Linked DNA regions of Homo sapiens: all the other regions are linked to region 1. Evidence: chromatin contacts called from ENCODE Hi-C or POLR2A ChIA-PET data. All regions are on one chromosome and are shown on one strand. The core of a region is the stretch at or near the end of the contact, and the rest is flanking DNA. Distances in the headings are between cores, read along the strand shown. Region 1 holds the start of PPP1R15A (protein phosphatase 1 regulatory subunit 15A). Region 2 holds the start of NAPA (NSF attachment protein alpha). Region 3 overlaps EHD2 (EH domain containing 2). Region 4 holds the start of NUP62 (nucleoporin 62).

Evidence for each region. A loop is a pair of places that touch in the nucleus more often than their neighbours do. ChIA-PET counts read pairs that join two places held with the same protein, here RNA polymerase II (POLR2A). Pooled maps may share reads with other maps.
Region 2: a pooled map shows a loop between it and region 1 (20-fold over the local background). The contact joins the promoter of NAPA here to the promoter of PPP1R15A in region 1. A Hi-C loop is called at or near these places in 3 of 37 single-sample maps with no recorded cell type and 7 of 50 pooled maps.
Region 3: a map of sciatic nerve shows a loop between it and region 1 (26-fold over the local background). The contact joins the enhancer-like site here to the promoter of PPP1R15A in region 1. A Hi-C loop is called at or near these places in 1 of 168 maps with a recorded cell type or tissue (sciatic nerve). POLR2A ChIA-PET finds 5 or more read pairs at or near these places in 1 of 52 experiments (activated CD8-positive, alpha-beta memory T cell).
Region 4: a loop to region 1 is called in a pooled map, with 11 times the contacts of the local background. The contact joins the promoter of NUP62 here to the promoter of PPP1R15A in region 1. A Hi-C loop is called at or near these places in 2 of 50 pooled maps. POLR2A ChIA-PET finds 5 or more read pairs at or near these places in 2 of 52 experiments (HEK293 and activated B cell).

The regions. Positions count from the first base shown.
Region 1 is chr19:48,870,520-48,874,907 of GRCh38, forward strand. PPP1R15A (protein phosphatase 1 regulatory subunit 15A) reads left to right here and starts at 1,902. Exons shown (of 3, transcript NM_014330.5): 1 at 1,902-2,132; 2 at 2,706-4,379. The coding sequence starts at 2,715. RefSeq lists enhancers at 847-1,459, 1,460-2,071, 1,730-1,789, 1,900-2,009, 2,670-2,759 and 3 more and cis regulatory regions at 1,549-2,122, 2,309-2,809, 2,969-3,469, 3,849-4,369.
Region 2 is chr19:47,513,207-47,517,594 of GRCh38, forward strand. It overlaps NAPA (NSF attachment protein alpha), which reads right to left and starts at 1,857. Exons shown (of 11, transcript NM_003827.4): 1 at 1,637-1,857. The coding sequence starts at 1,734. RefSeq lists a silencer at 1,806-2,145 and an enhancer at 2,236-2,505.
Region 3 is chr19:47,716,497-47,720,884 of GRCh38, forward strand. EHD2 (EH domain containing 2) reads left to right here. Exons shown (of 6, transcript NM_014601.4): 2 at 62-520; 3 at 2,013-2,110. The coding sequence starts at 117. Among named protein-coding and RNA genes, the nearest start is that of EHD2, 5.3 kb to the left of the region's middle. Within about 2 kb of position 2,660, at least 28 of the 41 ENCODE cell types and tissues checked have a DNase peak (open chromatin) inside an H3K27ac peak, as active enhancers do.
Region 4 is chr19:49,928,254-49,932,539 of GRCh38, forward strand. NUP62 (nucleoporin 62) reads right to left here and starts at 1,251. Exons shown (of 3, transcript NM_016553.5): 1 at 1,073-1,251. It overlaps ATF5 (activating transcription factor 5), which reads left to right and starts at 952. Exons shown (of 3, transcript NM_001193646.2): 1 at 952-1,147; 2 at 2,479-2,775; 3 at 4,169-4,286. The coding sequence starts at 2,598. It also overlaps a transcript of IL4I1 not described here. RefSeq lists silencers at 782-841, 1,692-1,741.

The sequences.
Region 1 (4,388 bases), core at 652-3,151:
AAAAAGAAAGAAAAAGAAAAAAGAAAGAAAAGAAAAAAAAAAGAAAATGGGAGACTCTAGGCTGGGGCCTGTGGGCTAAATTGGGGTAGGAGGCCAGGCACAGTGGATCACAACTGTAATTCCAGCACTTTGGGAAGCCAAGGCGGGCAGATCACCTGAGGTCAGGAGTTCAAGACCAGCCTGGTCGGCCGGGTGCGGTGGCTCACACCTGTAATCCCAGCACTTTGGGAGGCCGAGGCGGGTGGATCACAAGGTCAGGAGATCGAGACCATCCTGGTTAACACGGTGAAAAACCCCGTCTCTACTAAGAATACAAAAAAAATTAGCCGGGCGTGGTGGTGGGCACCTGTAGTCCCAGCTACTAGGGAGGCTGAGGCAGGAGAATGGCGAGAACCAGGGAGGAGGAGCTTGCAGTGAGCCAAGATCGTGCCACTGCACTCCAGCCTGGGCGACAGAGCAAGACTCCGTCTCAAAAAAAAAAAAAAAAAAAAAGACCTGCCTGGTCAACATGGCGAAACACTGTCTCTACTAAAAATACAAAAATTACCCAGGCATTGTGGCACATGCCTGTAATCCCAGCTACTCCAGAGGCTCAGGCAGGAGAATCGCTGGAACCCAGGAGGTGGAGGTTGCAGTGAACCGAGATGGCGCCACTGAACTCCAGCCTGGGCGACAGAGTGAGACGCCTACTCAAAAAATAAATAGGCTGGGTGCAGTAGCTCACGCCTATAATCCTAACACTTTGGGAAGCCGAGGCAGGCAGACTGCCTGAGCTCAGGAGTTCGAGAACAGCCTGGGCAACATGGCGAAACACTGTCTCTACTAAAAATACAAAAAATTAGCTGAGTGTGGTAGTGCGTGCCTGTAATCCCAGCTACTCGGAGGCTGAAGAGGGAGAATCGCTTGAACCCGGAAGATGGAGGTTGCAGTGAGCCGAGATCACGCCATTGCACTCCAGCCTCGGTGACAGAGCGAGACTCCATCTCAAAAAAAAATAAAAAAATAAAAAATAACAAATAAATAAATAGGCCTGGAGTGGTGGCTCACGCCTGCAATCCCAGCACTTTGGGAGGCCAAGGCAGGCAGAACACCTGAGGTCAGGAGTTCGAGACCAGCCTAGCAAACATGGTGAAATCCCGTCTCAGAAAAATAAATAATGAATAAATAAATAAATAAATAGGCCGGGCGCGGTGACTCACGCCTGTAATCCCAGCACTTTGGGAGGCCAAGGCGGGAGGATCCCCTGACGTCGGGAGTTCCAGACCAGCCTGACCAACATGGAGAAACTACGTCTCTACTAAACAAATACAAAATTAGCCGGGCGTGGCGGCACATGCCTGCAATCCCAGCACTTTGGGAGGCCAAGGCGGGAGGATCCCCTGACGTCGGGAGTTCCAGACCAGCCTGACCAACATGGAGAAACTACGTCTCTACTAAACAAATACAAAATTAGCCGGGCGTGGCGGCACATGCCTGCAATCCCAGATACTCGGGATGCTGAGGCAGGAGAATCGCTTGAACCCCGAAGGCGGAGGTTGCGGTGAGCCGAGATCGCCCCTTTGCATTCCAGCCTGAGCAACAAGAGCAAAACTCCGCCTCAAAATAACTAACTAAATAAATAAATAAATTGGGGTGGGAAGGCATTGACCCTGAGCTGAGAGAGAACTGGCTCGCTGTTGAAGCAGGGCCACGCATTTGATTGACAGTTCGTTTGTTGGAGGGGCGTGGTCACGCTCGGAAACTCCGCCGTGACGTTGCAAAAGCTGGAATCTCCGCGAGAAGTCCTGTCTTACTTCCACTTCCCACCCTTCGGGTTGCGGTCTCGAAACCCCGCCTCTCTTCGTGACGTCAGCACGCCGGGCGCGGTAGGCTATAAAAGCCTAGTGGCCATTGTGTTCGTTGCTCTTATCGGTTCCCATCCCAGTTGTTGATCTTATGCAAGACGCTGCACGACCCCGCGCCCGCTTGTCGCCACGGCACTTGAGGCAGCCGGAGATACTCTGAGTTACTCGGAGCCCGACGCCTGAGGGTGAGATGAACGCGCTGGCCTCCCTAACCGTCCGGACCTGTGATCGCTTCTGGCAGACCGAACCGGCGCTCCTGCCCCCGGGGTGACGCGCAGCTCCCAGCCGGTGAGTAAGGGGTCGGAACGCCTGGGTCCCCACGGGGCTGGGGGCCCGGATTTAGAAAGGAGAAGGGGTTGGGAGCCTGGAGTCCTGAGCCTGAGGGAGGAGGGATCTGGAAGCCAGATTCTTGGGTCCCCCGTGAAGGAATCATCTGCCAAGTAGGGGGTCGGGTCAGAATGTTTCAGTCTGCGAGGGAGGAGGGTGTGAGGGTTTGATTTGTCAATCTTCAGCAGAATGAGAGAGCTAGGGACTATGACTTTGTCGCCAAGGGAAGCAAGTAAAGACTTTTGTTCTTGGTTCTTGGGACTGGGAGTTCTGCGTCTGAAGAAAGAGAGGGCTGGGGGCTTGGACCCTTGGATCTAAGGCAGAACTAGGGGCTCAGACTCCTGGCTATTGAGAGATAAGAACAGAGCCAAGGGACAGAGATGGGCGTGGCCGAGATCAGAAAGGAATTTGGGACTCTCGCGTTGCTATTTACAATAGTTGTGTTACTATTTCCGTTGCTATGACTCATAGTCACGCCCGGATGCCATCCTCTAAATGGCCCCTAAACTTTATTTTTTTCTCCCCCTTTTCCAGCCCAGACACATGGCCCCAGGCCAAGCACCCCATCAGGCTACCCCGTGGAGGGATGCCCACCCTTTCTTCCTCCTGTCCCCAGTGATGGGCCTCCTCAGCCGCGCCTGGAGCCGCCTGAGGGGCCTGGGACCTCTAGAGCCCTGGCTGGTGGAAGCAGTAAAAGGAGCAGCTCTGGTAGAAGCTGGCCTGGAGGGAGAAGCTAGGACTCCTCTGGCAATCCCCCATACCCCTTGGGGCAGACGCCCTGAAGAGGAGGCTGAAGACAGTGGAGGCCCTGGAGAGGACAGAGAAACACTGGGGCTGAAAACCAGCAGTTCCCTTCCTGAAGCCTGGGGACTTTTGGATGATGATGATGGCATGTATGGTGAGCGAGAGGCAACCAGTGTCCCTAGAGGGCAGGGAAGTCAATTTGCAGATGGCCAGCGTGCTCCCCTGTCTCCCAGCCTTCTGATAAGGACACTGCAAGGTTCTGATAAGAACCCAGGGGAGGAGAAAGCCGAGGAAGAGGGAGTTGCTGAAGAGGAGGGAGTTAACAAGTTCTCTTATCCACCATCACACCGGGAGTGTTGTCCAGCCGTGGAGGAGGAGGACGATGAAGAAGCTGTAAAGAAAGAAGCTCACAGAACCTCTACTTCTGCCTTGTCTCCAGGATCCAAGCCCAGCACTTGGGTGTCTTGCCCAGGGGAGGAAGAGAATCAAGCCACGGAGGATAAAAGAACAGAAAGAAGTAAAGGAGCCAGGAAGACCTCCGTGTCCCCCCGATCTTCAGGCTCCGACCCCAGGTCCTGGGAGTATCGTTCAGGAGAGGCGTCCGAGGAGAAGGAGGAAAAGGCACACAAAGAAACTGGGAAAGGAGAAGCTGCCCCAGGGCCGCAATCCTCAGCCCCAGCCCAGAGGCCCCAGCTCAAGTCCTGGTGGTGCCAACCCAGTGATGAAGAGGAGGGTGAGGTCAAGGCTTTGGGGGCAGCTGAGAAGGATGGAGAAGCTGAGTGTCCTCCCTGCATCCCCCCACCAAGTGCCTTCCTGAAGGCCTGGGTGTATTGGCCAGGAGAGGACACAGAGGAAGAGGAAGATGAGGAAGAAGATGAGGACAGTGACTCTGGATCAGATGAGGAAGAGGGAGAAGCTGAGGCTTCCTCTTCCACTCCTGCTACAGGTGTCTTCTTGAAGTCCTGGGTCTATCAGCCAGGAGAGGACACAGAGGAGGAGGAAGATGAGGACAGTGATACAGGATCAGCCGAGGATGAAAGAGAAGCTGAGACTTCTGCTTCCACACCCCCTGCAAGTGCTTTCTTGAAGGCCTGGGTGTATCGGCCAGGAGAGGACACGGAGGAGGAGGAAGATGAGGATGTGGATAGTGAGGATAAGGAAGATGATTCAGAAGCAGCCTTGGGAGAAGCTGAGTCAGACCCACATCCCTCCCACCCGGACCAGAGGGCCCACTTCAGGGGCTGGGGATATCGACCTGGAAAAGAGACAGAGGAAGAGGAAGCTGCTGAGGACTGGGGAGAAGCTGAGCCCTGCCCCTTCCGAGTGGCCATCTATGTACCTGGAGAGAAGCCACCGCCTCCCTGGGCTCCTCCTAGGCTGCCCCTCCGACTGCAAAGGCGGCTCAAGCGCCCAGAAACCCCTACTCATGATCCGGACCCTGAGACTCCCCTAAAGGCCAGAAAGGTAGGTGCT
Region 2 (4,388 bases), core at 607-3,106, 1.4 Mb before region 1:
GTGGATCCCTTTTCTGTTCCCTTTCAGCTCCTCTTAGCACACTCATGTTTCTCAGTCTCTCCCTCTCCTGACCCCTCCCAGACCTCTCCGCTCGGGCGTCCACCTTGAACCCCCATCAGCTCTCTGCACGCTCCGAACCTGTTTCCTTCTGGAAGTCACATTAACAACAGCTAACACTCTCAGAGATGTAACTCCACGCCAGGCTCAATTCTAACACTCATAGCAAATGGGAGGTAGGTTTGATTTGTGATCTCCTTTAGCAGGGAGACTAAACAATTTACCCAAAGTCATGAAGTAAGTGGCAGAGCTACTTGGGCTCTTGGCACTTCTAAGCCACTACAATTTATCACAGGATGGTCGTGTCAGCTTTTAGGAGCTAACGTGAGTTTTATGCCACGTCATATGTGTTAGTTCTGTCTCCCAGGCCTTTTCCCATCCCTCTTCTCAGCATGTCTCTGTCATCCCTATTACTCGAGGATCACACAGCAGGAATTTGATCCCCCGTTTTGGTTCTCTCAGTCCCCCTGTCTCTCCCTGTTATCCCTCCATCTCCTTGGCCAAGCCACCACCACGCATTCCCCCACCCAGGAGTCTCCAGCCTCAACCCAGGCCTCCTCAGGCTTTTTTCTTTCTTTCTTTCTTTTTTTTTTTTTTTTTTTTTGAGACAGAGTCTCGCTCTGTCCCCCAGGCTGTAGTGCAGTGGCTCGATCTCGGCTCACTGCAACCTCTACCTCCGGGTTCAAGTGATTCTCCTGCCCCAGCCTCCCGAGTAGCTGGGATTACAGGTACCCGCCACCAGGCCCAGATAACTTTTGTATTTTTAGTAGAGACGGGGTTTCACCATGTTGTCCAGGCTGGTCTCGAACTCCCCGCCTCAGATAATCTGCCCACCTCGGCCTCCCAAAGTGCTGAGACCTCCACAGTCTTGACTCCATCATCCCGGGTTCCTCCGTTCAGCTGTCCTTAAACTAGTCACTGCTAACCAGGGCCGTACTCACCCCATGCACCCCCCACACTTCAGACGCGGCTCACCGCTCCTAGGATCATCTAGCCCTGAGCCCCTCTGCCTGGTGTCAGCCCCCTTCAGCCTTCACCCTCACCGCCCAGGGCCCACGCAAATCCACTGCTCCAGGGGTTGAAAAGGTCAGTCCCTCGGGCAGGCGTCCTCAGCCCCAGGCCCCATCACTGCCGCCTGAGAGCCTTCAAACAGACTCCCCTAGAGCTCCGAAAAGCCTCTGGACCTGGCTTCTCTCCCGGACTCCCTCCGTCCCCCCAGGCCGGTCCCCTCCAAGGCTTCAGGACGTACTCCCTCGGTCCAGGTTCTCCCCCGCCCGCTGGCCTGTCTTCGGCCTGGGTCCCCTTCCTCGCCTCAAGATAGTGTCGCCTCGGTCCGTGTGTCCTCAGCCCAAATCCCTTCCGCCATGTCAGACCGTCTCTCCTCAAACCGTGTTGCCCCGGCCCAGGCTCTTGGCCCTCAGCCTGCGTCCCCTCTGCCGCCTCAGGCCATGTCACCTTATTGCAGGTTCCTCTCCGTCCCCTCGGCCCGAGCTCTGCGTGCCCTAACCCGCCACCTCCGAGCGTGACTCCTTCGTCCTCTCAGCCTAGGTCCCGGCCGACCCCTCAGCCCGGTTCTCACCCAAAGAGGCCAGAGAAGAAGGACTGCGAGTTCTTCACTTTGCGCTCCGCCTCGGCCAACAGCGCCATCGCCTCCGCTTCCTTCCCGGAATTGTCCATGGCGGCCACAAAGGGACTCAGCAAAGCGCCTGACCCTGACCCTGGGAAGACTCAGCCGCGGCCGGGCCGCGGAACACAGATCGGTAAAACTCGCCCGGCTGCGTTGACGTCGCACCGGCGCGCGTCGCTTGCGGCCAGGAACCACGTGACTAGCGCTGGCCAACCAGCGGCCTCGTAACGCCGCGCCCGCTCCGCCGGACACGCCCCCACCAGCCGCCGCACGCCGCCCGTGACTCGTGACCCCCCAATCGGCGTCAAGAGACCTCAACGCATGCGCACATACCGGCGAACGGCGCTCCACTCTCTCCCCAGCGCTCTGTACCTCACCTCCCACGTGACCCTGTGGAAGGCAATGGCAGTACCCCCCGCCGAGGCCCCGCCCCACGGTGTTGCTGCTGGATCCTCCTCCACCAATCAGCAGGAGCCCTCGGCTCGCGCTGGGGCGGGGGGTCCCCCACTCGCCCTCCCCGCGGAACTCTGGCACAGTCAGCTGACCGCAGACACTCACGTGACAGCTCGGGGCCCACGCCCGGGTTTGACAGTTCTGCGCAGAACTTAGTCCCGCCCCCGCGGCTGGTCTCGCCGGTTTCTTCACTTGGAAAGGCGTTTGTGGGAAAAGGAAACCGTTCTGCTTTTTCTTGCTCCCTCTGTCGGCCAGTACTAGAACTGCTTTGGGGAGACCGGTGAAGAGAGACTGCAAACAAAAACTTAAGAGGTTCTCTAACTCTGGTTTCATAAAAAATAGCTGAAGAGGGCCGGGCACGGTGGCTTACGCCTGTAATCCCAGCACTTTGGGAGGCCGAGGCGGGCGGATCACTTGAGGTCATGAGTTTGAGACCAGCCCGGCCAACATGGCGAAACCCCGCTCTACTAAAATACAAATATTAACCGGGTGTGGTGGCACACTCCTGTAATCCCAGCTACTGAGGAGGCTGAGAGAGGAGAATCGCTTGAACCGGGGAGGTGGAGGTTGCAACGGGCCGAGATCGTGCCACTGCACTCCAGCCTGGGCGACAGAGTGAGACTTAGTCTCAGAAAAAAAAAAAAAATAGCTGAAGAGAGCGTGTTAAAAAAAAATTCAGATTCGAAGATGGGCGCGGTGTCTCGTGCCTATAATCCCAGCTACTCGGGAGGCGAGAGGATCGCTTGGGCCCAGGAGTTTGAGTCTAGTTCAAGTCCCGCCTTGGGCAACATAGCAAGACTCTGTCTCTAAAAAAAAAAGTTTAGGCTCAAACACACCTCCTGCTGTCCCAGAAAATTGAGTTGCTGGTTTCTGAGACAGGGTCTCACTCTTTGGGTTGTTGGTTTTGGAGACAGGGTCTCGGTCTGTCGCCCAGGCTGGAGTGCAGCAGCACAATCATAGCTCACCTCAGTATAACTTTGTAGTGCCAGAAAGGAAGGAAGTATTCCACACGTGTGCTCACACACAAAATTAGGGGGTATGCCAAAGGAGCCAACTGAAAGAACTCCCAATGGCCAAAGCTGGAACAATTTGAGCATCAAAATAAAGTAGTATTGGATTATAATCCCAAACATAAAGTATCCATGAGCCTATGGTCATATAGATGAATATAGAACAAATAAATAAAGGGGGGAGAATAGACAAATAGTTTGTGCAGAAGAATTCCAAATAATCTGCGTAGATACTCTGCTCTCAAGAAGGTGAAGGATACCTCCCCATTCTGTAAGTATGGACTGTGCATAGTGACTTCCTTTCAAAGAAGAGGGTACAAGAAAGGGGAGAAAAAGCCTAAATTTACAGTGGAGAAACCTGACATTGACATCTAGGTGATTGAGGTTAACCTCAACATTGATAAGTCATGTGATTAAAATGGCTCTTTACTTCTGGGATCTTTCAATCTAATCATGAAAAAAACACTAGACAAATTCCAGTTGAGCCACATCCTCCAAAATACTTGCCCAGTACTCCTCAACACTGTTGGTGGGTGCAGTGTGTCACATCTGTAGTCCTGGTACTTTGGGAGGCCAAGGCAGGAGGATCACTTGAGGCCAGGAGTTTGAGACCAGCCTGTCCAACATGGGGAAACCCCGTCGCTACTGAAAATACAAAAAACTTAGCCCGGTGAGGTGGTGCATGCCTGTAATCACAGCTACTTGGGAGGCTGAGGCAGGAGGATCACTTGTACCCTGGAGGTGGAGGTTGCAGTGAGCGGAGATTGCCTCACTGCACTCCAGCCTGGGGGACAAGAGGGAGACTCCGTCTCAAACAAATAACACTGTCAAGTCATCAAAACAAGGAAAGCCTGAGAAACCATCACAGCCAAGGAGACGTGACTGCTAAATGTAATGTCTTACCTTCGGTGGGATCCTGGAACAGAAGGGCATTGAGTTAAAAAACCAAGGAAATTGGCCGGGTGCGGTGGCTCATACCTGTAATCCCACCACTTTGAGAGGCTGAGGCGGGTGGATCACCTGAGGTCAGGAGTTCCAGACCAGCCTGGCTAACATGGAGAAACACTGTCTCTACTAAAAATACAAACATTAGCTGGGCCTGGTGGAGGGCGCCTATAGTCCCAGCTACTCAGGAAGCTGAAGCAGAATTGCTTGAACCCAGGAGGTGGAGGTTGTGGTGAGCCGAGATTGTGCCACTGTGCTACAGCCTGGGTGACAGAGTGAGACTCCATCTCAAAACA
Region 3 (4,388 bases), core at 1,410-3,909, 1.2 Mb before region 1:
AGACCCCTTTCTTCCTCCTTGGCTGGGCCGCCTATGCTCATGCCCTCTCCCCCTCCCACAGGCAGCTCTCCATCTGCACGTCTCTCCGTGAACCCCGTGAGCGGTGTGCAGCCACCATGTTCAGCTGGCTGAAGCGGGGCGGGGCACGGGGCCAGCAGCCCGAGGCCATCCGCACGGTGACCTCGGCCCTCAAGGAGCTGTACCGCACGAAGCTGCTGCCGCTGGAGGAGCACTACCGCTTTGGGGCCTTCCACTCGCCGGCCCTGGAGGACGCAGACTTCGACGGCAAGCCCATGGTGCTGGTGGCCGGCCAGTACAGCACGGGCAAGACCAGCTTCATCCAGTACCTGCTGGAGCAGGAGGTGCCCGGCTCCCGCGTGGGGCCTGAGCCCACCACCGACTGCTTTGTGGCCGTCATGCACGGGGACACTGAGGGCACCGTGCCCGGCAACGCCCTCGTCGTGGACCCGGACAAGCCCTTCCGCAAACTCAACCCTTTCGGAAACACCTTCCTCAACAGGTGTGCCAGCCGCGAGCCCAGGGCGCATCTTTCTTTTTCTTTTTGTTAAGACAGAGTTTCCGCTCTTTTCGCCCAGGCTGGAGTGCAGTGGTGCGATCTCAGCTCATGGCAACCTCCACCTCCTGGGTTCAAGCAATTCTCCTGCCTCAGCCACCTGAGTAGCTGGGATTACAGACACCCACCACCACGCCAAGCGAGTTTTTGTATTATTAGGTACAGTTGGGGTTTCACCATGTTGGCCTGGCTGGTCTTGAACTCCTGGCCTCAAGTGATCCACCTGCCTCAGCCTCCCAAAGTGTTGGGATTACACGAGTGAGCCACTGCGCCCGGCCCTGGGGGCACGTCTTTCTGTCCCAGGGGTGCATCTTGCTGTCCCCCTTCTCTGTCCCCTCCCTGACTGTGTTTCCCTCCTTCTCAGCCCCAATTCCCTTCTCTCTACCCAGTTCTTCCCATGCCTGTCTCTGCTCTCTTATCCAGGGGAGCACCTAGGCTAGTGAAGTCAGTATGCCTGGTTCAAATCCCGGCCAGCTGGGTGGCCTCAGGCAAATGACTTGACCTCTCTGCCCTTCTTGTAGCCTCATCTGCAAAAATGTGGATCAATCACCTTGGGCCAGGCCCGGTGGCTCACACCTGTAATCCCAGCGCTTTGGGAGGCCAAGGCAGGTAGATCACTTGAGGCCAGGAGTTGGAGACCAGCCTGGCCAACATGGTGAAACCCCGTCTCTACCAAAAACACAAAAAATTAGCTGGGTGTGGTGGTTCGTGCCTGTAATCCCAGCTACTCGGGAGGCTGAGGCAGAAGAATTGCTTAAACCTGGGAGGCGGAGGTTGCAGTAAGCCGAGACCGTGCCACTGCATTCCAGCCTGGGCAACAGAGCGAGACTCTGTCTAAAAAAAAAAAAAAAAAAAAAGGGATCAGGATCACCATGGTCTCTATGCCATGGTTGCTGTGAGGACTTGGAATAGCACCTGGTGGCCGGGCGCAGTGTCTCACGCCTGTAATCCCAGCACTTTGGGAGGCTGAGGCGGGCAGATCACTTGAGGCCAGAAGTTTGAGACCAGCCTGGCCAACATGGTGAAACCCCGTCTCTACTAAAAATACAAAAATTAGCTGGGTGAGGTGGTGCCCACCTGTAATCCCAGCTACTCGGGAGGCTTAGGCAGGAGAATCACTTGAACTCGGGAGGCGGAGGTTGCAGTGAGCTGAGATAGTGCCATTGCACTCCAGCCTGGGCGACAACAGCAAAACTCTGTCTCAAAAAAAAAAAAAAAAAAAAGAACAGTACCTGGCACAAATTAAGTGCTCACTGAACATGAGCTGTGGCTGGTTATAACTCTGAGATGGTCCTGGTTGCCCTTTTTCTGTCCGGTGTCTTTCTTCGCCCATAAAGGATGCTTTGCCATGCGGTCCCGAGTCCCTCTTCATGTTTTCTTCGTGTTTTCCCTCCTTCTGTCCTTCCCTGTTGACCCCTGACCCTCCCTCTGCCCCCAGGTTCATGTGTGCCCAGCTCCCTAATCAGGTCCTGGAGAGCATCAGCATCATCGACACCCCGGGTATCCTGTCGGGTGCCAAGCAGAGAGTGAGCCGCGGTGAGTGGGGCCAGACCCTGGGGTCTGAGGGAGGAGGGGCTGGGGCCTGGACTCCTGGGTCTGAGGGAGGAGGGACTGGGCCCGGACTCCTGGGTCTGAGGGAGGAGGGGCTGGGGTCTGGACTCCTGGGTCTGAGGGAGGAGGGGCTGGGGTCTGGACTCCTGGATCTGAGGGAGGAGGGGCTGGGCCCAGACTCCTGGGTCTGAGGGAGGAGGGGCTGGGGGCCTGGACTCCTGGGTCTGAGGGAGGAGGGACTGGGGTCTGGACTCCTGGGTCTGAGGGAGGAGGAGCTGGGGCCTGGACTCCTGGGTCTGAGGGAGAGGGGCTGGGCCTGGACTCCTGGGTCTGAGGTAGGAGGGCCTGGGGTCTGGACTCCTGGGTCTAGAGGAGGAGGGGCGGTGTCTCCGCTGGGACTTGGGCCTGTGTCCTCTGGCCCTGGCTGGCGGGGCAGCCGCAGGGAGCTAGTGGAAGCTGTGACTGCTCCATGCTGGCTCGCATTGATGGGTGGGGGAGGTGTGTGGGTGACCACGTGGTGGGAGCGGGCAGGAGCCGCACGTCTGGGCAGGCAGGAAGGATGGGAAGGGAGAGATGAAGAGGGACAGGGATTCCGAGGCAGTGAGACAGCGACGCAGGGAGACACAAGGCCTGGAGATGAGGCAGAGCCTGGGCAGGGGAGGCAGAGCCCGGGCAGGGGAGGCTGGGCCCTGCGAGCTCCTGGCTCTGCGTCTGGGCCACAGATGGGGCCGAGAAGGGGATGGGAAGGGAATCTGGGTGGGGGCCAAGGCCAGGCCTGGAATTTATAAACAGCTGTGCAAGGAGAGTGGCGGGGGGTGGATTCCAGCCGGGGCCTCCGGGCGTGCTGAGCCCTCACCACCCCTGCCCAGCCCAGCTCAGCATCTGTGGTCCCCCAGCCCCACAGATCTGTGTCCCCCACCCCCCATGGCCTTGGAGGCCCAGAACTGGGGCAAAGGAGGCTGCTATGTGGGGCAGAGAGGATGGGAGGCCCTGGCGAGAAGGCTGGGCCTGGGGTGGGGTGGGGACGCTGGGGGTGACCATGTCTCTGGCTGCCGTCCAGAGGCCCCACGGGAGAAAGGCAGGAGGCAGCTGCAGAAACGATTGGGAGGACACGCTGCCAGCTGAGGGGGAGGAATTCCTGGGGCTCCCACCCCAGGGCCTGGACCTGGGACAGCGGGAGGGAGAGGCTCTCTCAGCCAGGGCAGGGGTGCCGGCAGGGGGGTTCAAAGGCCATGGGTGGTGGGGGAGTGGGGAACGGGGTCTCCCTCCCTGGCCTTGAGGATAGAGGAAGAGGAGGAGAGAGTGTCCAGCTGTTGGTGTGTATATGTGTGTGTGTGTGTGTGTGTGTGACTTTGTGTATATCTTGGGAAAGTGTGTCATTATGAGTGTACTCCTGGGTGTGGTGGTTCCACGCATTTGTGTATAGCAGTGGACGTGCCTCATTGTGGCCATGGCTCTGAGGTTGTATGACTTTGAATTGTGTACATGCCTCTGTGTGTGTGTGTGTGTGTGCGCATGTGCCTATAATTGTGGCTGGAAGACTTTGTTTTGTTTGTTTTTGAGACAGAGTCTCACTCTGTCGCCCAGGCTGGAGTGGAGTGGCGCGATCTCGGCTCACTGCAACCTTTGCCTCCCGAGTTCAAGTGGCTCTGCTGCCTCAGCCTCCTGAGTAGCCAGGACTACAGGCGCCCGCCGCACCCATGTCCGGCTAATTTTTGTATTTTTTTTTAGTAGAGACGGGATTTCACCATGTTGGCCAGGCTGGTCTCGAACTCCTGACCTCAGGTGATCCTCCTGCCTTGGCCTCCCAAAGTGCTGGGATTACAGGTGTGAGCCACCATGCCCGGCCTGCTGGATGACTTTGTGTGACTCTGAAGGGCTGTGTAGGGCTATGAGAGACTTTGTGGGATAGTGTGCAACTGATTCTGTCCCTATATACTGTTATATTGTGACGTGTGTGTGTGAGAGAGACAGACATAAAGGGCAACTTTTGTCTATGTGTCTATGTGGATTTAGTGTGTATCATTGTAGGTGTGAGTCTGACATTGTGTGCCTGTGTGTGAGATGGTCTAGGCATATATGTGTATCTGGGCTGTGGGCTGTGTGTGACTTTGTGTGGCTGCATGGGGCGGTCAGGGCTGCGGGGATTTTGTGGGACTGTGTGTGACTACCTGTGATTGTATCTCCGGATACAGTTGTGTGCTTCTGTGTGGTGTTGTGTATGTGAGAATGTGTGTGTGTGCAGGAGTGCATCTTTTGTGTA
Region 4 (4,286 bases), core at 1-2,500, 1.1 Mb after region 1:
ACGCCTGTAATCCCAGCACTTTGGGAGGCCGAGGCGGGCGGATCACGAGGCCAGGAAATTGAGACCATCCTGGCTAACACAGTGAAACCCCGTCTCTACTAAAAATACAAAAAATTAGCCGGGCGTGGTGGCGGGCGCCTGTAGTCCCAGCTACTCGGGAGGCTGAGGCAGGAGAATGGCGTGAACCTGGGAGGCGGAGTTTGCAGTGAGCCGAGATCGCGCCACTGCACTCCAGCCTGGGCGACAGAGACGGAGAGACTCCGTCTCAAAAAAAAAAAACAGTTGAACAGGAATGTATGAGTTGAGCTCTGTGCATAAGGCTTGCCAGACATCGTCTTATTTGAGTCTCATAAACCCACCAGGCGAGTTGATTTTTCTTATTTTACAGATAGGGAAATGAAGTAAGAGAACTTAAGTTATTTGCCCGAGGCCATCCTGGCAGGTCTGTATTTGGGAGAGTGCTGTGACTCATGCTGGACTCTAACCCACGAGGGTTTCTCAGAGTCAGCAGCTGGGGGATGAAGAAGTGAAAAGTGACTGGCAGGAAATTCTGCAAGCAAGGAAAGGGAAAGAGAAATGAACTGGTGCAGGTCTGCGGGAAGAGAATGAGGCTGGATCCTCAAAATCACAGGAGGAAGCAGGCCCAGACCTCAGAGGCAGAAAGAGAAAGAAACCAGAGCTTAGAGTCAGGAGGAGGAAACCAGACCCCGGAGCCACAAGGAGAGGGCTGGATCCCCGGCTCAGAGGGAAGAGGTCGGATCCCCAGCTGAGAGGGAGGAGGGTCCCGGACCCTAGGAGTGGGAAGGAAAGGCTCGGATCCCCTGATCCCCAGGAGGAGGGGACCCGGCTGCCTCCCGGTTGGGGCCGCGCGAGGGCGGGGCGCGGAAGGATCCGGGAGGGCCGTGCTCCGCCACCCAGTATATATCTGTCCCCAGTCCCCGGGGCCGCCTCATTCCCTGTCCTCGGATCACAGTCTCTTCTCACTACAGTGTCGCCGCCTCTGCCTGCGTAGCCCCGGCCATGGCTCTGTAGCCTCGACCCCTTTGTGCCCCCGGCCCGTCTCCGCGCTCACCACGCCTGCGCTCTCCGCTCCCACCTTCTTTCTTCAGCCGAGGCCGCCGCCGCCTCTCCTTGCTGCAGCCATGGAGTGAGTAACCGCTTACCTCTTCTCCAACTGCCTTTCCCGCCCTTTCGCAGCTCGTGGCCCTCTTTAGGGAGCCCTGGGGGGTGGGGAGTCGCGAGCGGGGAATCACGGTCGCGCAGGCGCAGAAGTAGTACGGTGGGCCGAAGGCGCGCGGCTGCGCATGCGCACTGGGCCCGGGGCCGGGTGGGAGAGTTCTAGACTCGATGTTTGTCAGCCCGCGTGCAGCTGGGCCTGAGCACTCCAGGGGAGGGTGTGTTTTTTTTTTTTCTAAACGATTCTTCGTGCTTGGTTGTTCCTGCGCAGTAGCCCACCAGTGCCCCGTAGTGAAAGAGCTGCGGACCCTGAATGGCCGCACATGCGCATTGATCCCCAAGAGGGCGGAGGTGTAAAGGCAATTGGACCGCTCGGGCGACGTAGCATGCGCCTTGGCCCTCGGCGCAGAGCCGCGTGTGGACGGGTGGCGTTCGGGTAGCCGTTCTCCGCGTGCCCCCTCTACCCTCCTCCACCCTCCCTGCCCCACGTTGCTCTGGCTCACAGCCCAGCTTCCTTCCTTTTAAACCAGGCACCTGCTGAGGCGGGGACTGGCTTAGATTGACAGGGCAGAAGGCGGGACCCAGAGGCAACCCTCTAAGTGGGTGGGGATAGAACCACTGTCGTCACGATGGGTGGGATTTCGGAAGCACATTGTGAGAAGGGGCGGGGCTAAACCAACCGTTAGTTGAGGGGTGGGGTTTCGATGTGACAAAGAGGCGGGGCCTCTGGGGAATCGGGGGAGGGGCGGAGCTAAATAAACAATGAGGGGCGGGGCTTGGAGGGGCAGCGGCAGAGCGAGGAGTGGGATTTGAGTGGATAACATTGCTGAAGGGCTGCGGCCTGGGGCAGTTCCCCTGGGAACTGGTTTGGGATGGAAGCTAGGAAGGCAGTGGGGCCAAAAGGAAATATTTTAGAGGAAGGGGCGTGGCTGGAAGAAAATGTCCCTGGGATTGAGTTTTTCCTTGAGGCGAAATATTCTGAGGTGGATGGGAGGGGCCTAAGGTAATTCCCCTGGGAGACCTTTAGGTTTTTTTTTTCTGTATTGGGGGAAGGGGTGGGGCATCGGTCCTACTTTAGGACCTAAAGAAATTCCCTTGGGAGTGGGTGGGGCTCAGAGATTTGGGTAAAGAAAGGGCAAATTTAGAATTCGGAGAGGCTGAGGCTTAGTGTTCTAAACGGTGGTTGGAAGGGGGAGGGAGGAGCCTCATGGACGTGCCTGGGGGTGTGGCTTGGCTTCCCCTTGATTTTGGCCGGTGGATGACGCTGTCCTGACCACACCCACTCTTGTCTCACGCGTGTAGGTCTTCCACTTTCGCCTTGGTGCCTGTCTTCGCCCACCTGAGCATCCTCCAGAGCCTCGTGCCAGCTGCTGGTGCAGCCTCTCCTGTTGCCATCAGTGCCCAGCACCTGTGCTACAGCCATGTCACTCCTGGCGACCCTGGGGCTGGAGCTGGACAGGGCCCTGCTCCCAGCTAGTGGGCTGGGATGGCTCGTAGACTATGGGAAACTCCCCCCGGCCCCTGCCCCCCTGGCTCCCTATGAGGTCCTTGGGGGAGCCCTGGAGGGCGGGCTTCCAGTGGGGGGAGAGCCCCTGGCAGGTAAGGGCAGGTGGAAGGTGGAGCTGGGGAGTGGAGGGCAGGGGAAGATGGGGGAGGAAGAACTCATCCATGTATTCAATAAATATTGAGTGCCTACAATGTGCCAGGCACTGTTTTAGGTGCTGAGGATACGGCTGGGAACAAGAAGAACATGGTCTGTGCCTTCCAGCAGCTCACACTGTGGGGAGTAGACCAGAGATAAATTAAATGAGAGTGTATTGGAATAAGTCAAAAACACCTAGCAGCTGAGCTACAAAATGACAAAGGGGACCTAATATAGAATGGGTAGCCAGAAAACCTTCTCCAAGTAGGTAACATGTTGACTGAGGCATAAATGATGGGAAGGAAGCCAGGCATGATGGCCTGTAATCCCAGCACTTTGGGAGGCCAAGCGGGGAGAATTGCTTTAGTCCAGGAGTTCAGGACGTGGGCAACATAGCGAGACCTCATATCTATAGGAAAAAAAAAATTAGCCAGGCATGGTGGCTCACGCTTGTAGTCACAGCTACTTGGGAGGCTGAGGTGGGAGGATCGCTTGAGCCTGGGAGGTCTAGGCTGCAGTGAGCCAAGATGATGCCACTGCACTGCAGCCTGGGCAACAGAGTGAAACCCTATCCCTTAAAATAAAAAAAAAGTAGGGAAGGAATGAGGAAAACACCCAAGGGAAGAGCATTTTAGTTGGAGGGAACTGTATATGCAGAAGCCCTCAGGAGGCAGGAATCATTTCATTCATTACTGTATCCCAAATGCTTGGCACATAGTGGGTTTTCAATAATTAATGAGTAAAGATGAAACAAGGCATATGTGCGTGTGTATCTGTGTGTGTAATGTGATCTAGTTTGCCTTTTAAAAAGAGAGAATAGAGACACCACAGATACAGAGTACTCGGTAAAGGAGATGTTGGAATGGTTGAAGAAATGCTTGGTTGACTGTTGCTTGAGTCATTGGTTGGTTGGCTGGTTCTTTTTTTCTTTTTTAATTTTTTTTTTCTCCTGGACCCTCTTATGGGTTAAGACTGATTCTTTCATTGGCTAATTTGTTGGGTTTTGGTTAACTGGTTCATTGGTTGATTAATGGGTTGATTGGTTGGTTGACTGATTTATTTGGTTGGTTGACCGATTCCCTGATTGATTGGTCGACTAGTTCATTGGTTGGTTGGTTGGTTGGTTGGTTGACTGGGTGGTTAGATGGTTGATTGTTGGTTGGTTCGTTGACTGGTTTATTGGTTTCTTCACTGGTTTGTTGGTTTATTGACTGGTTTGATGATTCAGTGGTTAGTTGTTTTACTGAATGAATGGGACAGATGCACCTGAATGAGACGTGAGTCAGCACCCAACTACGCAGAAGACCAGCAACTCAGGGAATTTTGTGTCCCTCCCCACTTTAATCCCAGGTGATGGCTTCTCTGACTGGATGACTGAGCGAGTTGATTTCACAGCTCTCCTCCCTCTGGAGCCTCCCTTACCCCCCGGCACCCTCCCCCAACCTTCCCCAACCCCACCTGACCTGGA